Regions from separate parts of the Homo sapiens genome. Here region 1 is linked to region 2. A link is a loop called in an ENCODE intact Hi-C map of the cell type or tissue named here. Cell type or tissue: gastrocnemius medialis. All regions are shown on one strand. Each heading gives the region's core, and the rest is flanking DNA. Links, peaks and the distances in the headings are about the cores only.

Region 1 (2,910 bases), core at 104-2,603, 580 kb before region 2:
CCATAACAAATTTTTTTTGGCACCACTACATTTGGGGGTCGTTTGTTTTGTACACATAGTAATCAGAGGAGAGCAGCTTCTGGGGCTTTAAGAGCGTTCACTTTCTTGTTCCGGGTGCTGGTGGAACAGACGTCACCATTCTGTGATCATTCATGAACTCTACACTTACGATCTGCACACTAGTCTCTATGTAGGTGGTACTTCCATAAAAAGAACCCAAACAAGGATACCAAAGAAAAACGGGGAGGGGACGTGGAGCAATTTCCCTGTTGTAACTGTGGAGCAAGAGATAGATTGGCGCTGACAAATGGGAACATCCCTAACTGGTGGACTCTGTTTTCTCCGTAAAGACCATCTCCGGGAGGGATGTGTTCAGGGCCCTGGGCCAAGTGGAGGAGGAAGATGGCAACAGTTCTTACAGCAAGCAGGAGCCAAGACACGTGGTAGAACTGCAGGGAATCCTCAGGCCCATCTGGCGTTGATAACTGTGAGTTCCAAGCAGACTCGCTGGTCTGCTGGGGACTCTCCAGTGAGGATCATTTGTCAGCTGTAGCTGGGCTCCCCCAGGGTGGGCCCACGCTGCCACGGGGAGATGAGGGACATGGGAGTTCAGGGTACTGCGAAGATGTTACTGACATGGTGAACCTTGGGATCTAAGCTGCCTGAAGATAGAAGGAAGGACATGCTTGATGGATGAAGGGAAGACAGAGGAGTCAGTGCTGGCATCTCCCGGAAGTCCAGAACGTTCCTGGAGGGAGCCACTGACCAGCACACAGCAAGGAGAGGTGGCTAGAATCAGAAAGGGGACTGGAATTCGAATCAGTGATGTGGGCCATCCGTGGTGGCTCACGCCTGTAATCCCAGCATCTTGGGGGGCTAAGGTGGGAGGATCACTTGAAGCCAAGAGTTTGAGACCAGCCTGGGCAACATAGTGAGACCCCCATTTCTGAATAAAATTTTTTTTAATTAGCCGGGAGTGGTGGCCTGCACCTGTAGTTCCAGCTACTCGGGGAGGCTGAGACGGGAGGATTACTTGAGCTCAGGAGCTGGACGCTGCTGTGAGCTACAATCATGCCACTGCACTCCAGCCTGGGTGACAGAGCAATACCCTGGCTCTTAAAAAATAAATTAGTGATGTGGAAGCAGAGAAGTTATGAGTCCGTAGTTATGGCTTTATCACCATAACTACTAACCCTATCTCTCAGAATCCTCGTGCCTCGCACGGGTATCCAGTAACCCTGGAAAGAAAGACCGTAGTGAGTGAGTGACCCCAATCTGTGAGCATTGCACTGATAGAGAAGTTCCACGAGATGGCAGCATCGGCCCATGAGCCTTATGCCTGGCGCTCTCCGCTCCGCCCGTCGCACCGCCCCCCCGCCCCAACGCCCCGCACCCTCCCCCAAAAGGAGCCTGTGAAAAATATTCTGACTCTTCCTGATTGTTATGTCGCCTGCAGGTCAACAGACCCTGGGGAAGAGAAGAAGAGGAGAGCCTGTAGGGCTCCAGTCTTAAAGATGAGGGCTTGTGTGACCCCCACTCCCAACCACTTTTCATGGAGTCTCCTGGGTGGGTTCTGGAGGCAGAAAGGCAACCATGTGAATTTTGGCTCTGCCGCTGACTAGCTGTGTGACTCTGAATGAGGTACTAACCTCTTTGTGCCCCAGTTTCCGCATAAGCTAAACGGGGCTGACAATTGCACCGACCTCATGGTGTGTGGTGGATTCTACGGGATGGGGGCGGCCGTCAGGGGGCTGGAGGCAGAGCGGGAGCTGTGTCCTCTGGCTCACCGTCTTTAACAGCAATCCATACACCTACTCTGTGCCTCCTAGAAGGCTGTTAGGTTGTTATTCTCACCCCCTTTACAGATGAGAAAACTGAGGCTTGACTTCGTAGGGCCACATAAAAAGCATCCTAGCCCAGGTCTGTCTGGCTCCAGGGCCCAGTTCTGACCACCAAGCCAAGAGGCTTCCCTATCGGCCACCCTGGCCAGCCTTGGCATCTCATCCTCCAGTTCCCTGGGCCTGGAGCTGGTCCTCTTGTGATACTGGGATGGCTTCTGCCAGCACTCAGAACCTTTCAGGGCATTTCCAAACCAAGGAGAAACAAGGTGCTTTTTCTTTTCTTTTTCTTTTTCTTTCTATCTTTTTTTTTTTTTTTTTTGAGACAGAGTCTCGCTCTTGTTGCCCAGGCTGGAGTGCAGTAGCGCAATCTCGGCTCACTGCACCCTCCGCCTTCCTGGGTTCAAGCAATTCTCCTGCATCAGCACCCCGAGTAGCTGGGATTACAGGTGCCCACCACCATGCTCAGCTATTTTTTTTTTTTTTGTAGTTTTAGTAGAGATGGGGTTTCACCATGTTGGCCATACTGATCTCAAACTCCTGACCTCGTGATCTGCCCGCCTTGGCCTCCCAAAATAATCGCGCTTGGGATTACAGGCGCAAGCCACTGCGCCCGGCCAGGGTGCTTTTTCAAAGGATTAAGGATTGTAAAATGTCGATCCAGTGGAAAGTGCTTTGGCCATTTGGAGTTTTCCTTCCTTCTCTTCTCCTTCTTATCCTCCTCCTCTTTTTCTCCTCATGTATAAGAATAAAGATGCCTAATGGATGTAGTACTTTACCATTTACAAATATTTTCCCTGACCTTCTCCAACAATACTTGAGCACAGATGGTTGTTGTCATTGAATCCACTCGGTTGCAATGCCTCATATGCCCCAGCCAGATACAGAGTTGGGAGCTATCAAGGCAGAAAAGCATGGCCACTGCATTCCTAGACACAGATGGGGTTCAGGACACACTACCGCAAACTTATGACTGTAGGAGACCAGACCAGAATAGGCCACCCAAAATATGGCTCCTTGGCATAAGAATAATTCTGAGCTGGTTATTTTGAGAAACTGCAGACACAGGAGA
Region 2 (2,910 bases), core at 223-2,722:
TTGGGAGGCTGAGGCAGGCAGATCACTTGAGGTCAGGAGTTCGAGACCAGCCTGGCCAACATGGTGAAATCCTAGCTCTACTAAAAACAGAAAAATTAGCCAAGCATGGTGGCATGTGTCTGAAATCCCAGCTACTCAGGAGTCTGAGGTGGGAGACTCACTTGAACCCAGGAGGTGGAGGTTGCAGTAAGCCAAGATGGTACCACTGCACTCCAGCCTGGGCAACAGAGTGAGAGTCCTTCTCCAAAACAAACAAACAAACAAAAGTACAAGATAGGCCCGTGCATTTTAATATAATAAAGCATGAAATGTTCATTGATATGGGTTCAGATTCTACATTATAATCAACCTTAAAGAAACAATTGCTTGTTAAGTTTTGGCGTAGCATTAAAGAAGAATATTCACAATTATCTGAAAAAGCTATCAAAATACTCGTCTTTTTTTCCAACTCCGTGTTTGCGGGAGGCTGGATTTTCTTCAATCAAAACAATATATTGCGGGACGCAGTGGTTCATGCTTATAATCCCAGCAGTTTGGGAGGCTGAGGTGGGCGGGTCACCTGAGGTCAGGCGTTCAAGACCAGACTGGCCAACATGGTGAAACCCCATCTCTACTAAAAATACAAAAAAATTAGCTGGATGTGGTGGCGCACTCCTGTAATCCCAGCTACTCGGGAGGCTGAGGCAGGAGAATCACCTGAACCTGGGAGGTGGAGGATGCAGTGAGCCAAGATCACAACATTACACTCCAGGCTGGGCGACAAGGGCAAAACTTTGTTTCAAAATAAAAAAATAAATAAAAATTTTAAAAGCCCCAACATATTGCAACAGACTGAATGCAGAAGTAGACATGAGGCTCCAACAGTCTTTAATTAAGACAGTTGCTTGAGAGATTTGCAAAAGTGTAAAACAATGCTGTTTTTCTCACTAAATTTCTCTTTGTTTTGGAAATGAAGGTATTTTTCGTAAAAATATGTTTATGTTTACATGTAATGAGTTCATTATTACTTTTTGATAAATTAATAAATATCTGGGTCCTCAATAATTCTTTTAAAAATTTTTTTATAATTTAAAATAGAGATGAGGGCTGGGCTCGGTGTCTCGCGCCTGTAATCCCAGCACTTTGGGAGGCCAAGGTGGGCAGATCACTTGAGGTCAGGAGTTCAAGAACAGCCTGGCCAACATGGTGAAACTCTGTCTCTACTAAAAATACAAAAATTAGCCGGGCGTGGTGGCTCATGCCTGTAAACCCAGCTACTCGGAGGCTGAGGCAGGAGAATCGCTTGAAACCAGGGGGCGGAGGTTGCAGTGAGGGGAGATCACCCCCCTGCACTCCAGCCTGGGCGACAGAGCAAGACTCCTTTTCAAAAAAACAAACATGTAGCAATGAAGCCATTAAAATAATTTATTTTTTATTTCTTTTTCTTTTTGTATGAATCGACTTTGGATAAGAAAAAAATCTACTTTTTAAAGAGCTGGGTTTGTGTGGTGGGACACCTATTGGGTGCAACAATGTGGAGAACACTGCCCTCTGGCGGTCACTCCCAGTATAGTACCAGAGAGGTGGGGAAGCTTCCCTTGCTATTCTAGGACTGACCATGAGACGGCAGAAGAATACAGTATTTGCTTCTTTTCTATTTCTATTATACTTGCTTTTCTTTTTCTTTTCTATTTCTATTTGCTTCTTTTCTATTTTCTGTTCCTTCTTTTCTATTTTTTTAAATTTAAGTGTAGCTAAGGGGACTCACTATGTTGCCCAGGCTGATCCCCGACTCCTCGGGTCAAGTGACCCTCTCACCTTGGTCTCTCAAAGTGCTGGAATTATGGGCATGAGCCACCATGCCTGGCCTAAAACCCTGTTCCTAATCTCTAGGTTGGTCCTCAAAGCCTCACACTCAGCCGGGTGCCCAGGGATTGGGGCAGGAGTGACCTCACAGAGCTGCCCACAGTAATGATGCCTGAAGTGCTCCAGCTAGCAGGCTAAGCCTTGTCTTCTCTGCCTCCACAGCAACTCATAGCAGCCCTAGGGAAGGCCACATCCCAGACCCCTAAACCCAGAGAGACAGAACGCAGACCTGGGTGGCAAGGACTCAGTAAGTTATTGAGTGCCAAACCGGGCCACCACTGTGCTTGGCTTTAGGAAAACTTGACATCTATAAAACTTTTAATCTCTAGTAGGTGCTCAAAAAAGCCATTCACTCTTTCATGTAACCAAGAAAAGATGTTTGAGCACCTGCAAAGTGCCAGGCACTGTCCTAGTCACTGAGGACACAGTGAGAAGCAAAAGGGGCCCAGGTCCTGCCCACATGGGACTTATAATTTGGTGAGGGAACAAAAAAAATTTAGTCTCAAAAAACCAAAGTTTGGTTAGATGCTGTGAAAAAGGATGGGGTTCTTTAAGGGCACCTGAGAGAGGGGTCTTGTTTTTCCTGGAAGCCAAAAAGAAGCATAAAGGTTGATACGGTTTGGACGTTTGTCCTCCAAATCTCATGTTGAAATGTGATTCCTGGCTGGGCATGGTGGTTCATGCCTGTAATCCCAGCACTTTGAGAGGCCAAGGCAGGCAGATCACTTGAGGTCAGGAGTTCGAGGCCAGCATGGACAACATGGTGAATCCCCATCTATACTAAAAATACAAAACTTAGCTGGGCATGGTGGCACGTGTCTGTAATCCCAGCTACTCAGGAGGCTGAGGGAGGACAATAGCTTGAGCCTGGGAGACAGAGGTTGCAGTGAGCCGAGATTGTAGTGAGCCGAGATTGTGCCACTGCTCTCCAGCCTGGCTGACAGAGCAAGACTCTGTCTCAAAACAAAACAAACAAACAAAACTACCTCTTAACTTAGTCCCCTCGCATTTTTTTTTTTTTTTTTTTGAAACAGAGTCTCAGTCTGTTACCCAGGCTGGTGTGCA

The links. Peaks named below come from ENCODE experiments on the same cell type or tissue, not always from the same donor. Only the 100,000 strongest peaks of a DNase experiment are listed, where the experiment ranks them.
Region 1: a loop joins it to region 2, with 4 times the contacts of the local background. A loop is called at or near these places in 58 of 110 quality-filtered maps.

What each region holds. Positions count from the first base shown.
Region 1 is chr10:71,313,165-71,316,074 of GRCh38, forward strand. No RefSeq gene overlaps it. Among named protein-coding and RNA genes, the nearest start is that of SLC29A3, 4.6 kb to the right of the region's middle. In gastrocnemius medialis, for the core only: CTCF peaks have their summits at 1,309 (motif pointing right) and 1,514; DNase peaks (open chromatin) are centred at 357 and 1,297; H3K27ac peaks cover 757 bases.
Region 2 is chr10:71,895,038-71,897,947 of GRCh38, forward strand. No RefSeq gene overlaps it. Among named protein-coding and RNA genes, the nearest start is that of LINC03139, 18 kb to the left of the region's middle. In gastrocnemius medialis, for the core only: a CTCF peak has its summit at 1,538 (motif pointing left); a DNase peak (open chromatin) is centred at 1,544; H3K27ac peaks cover 778 bases.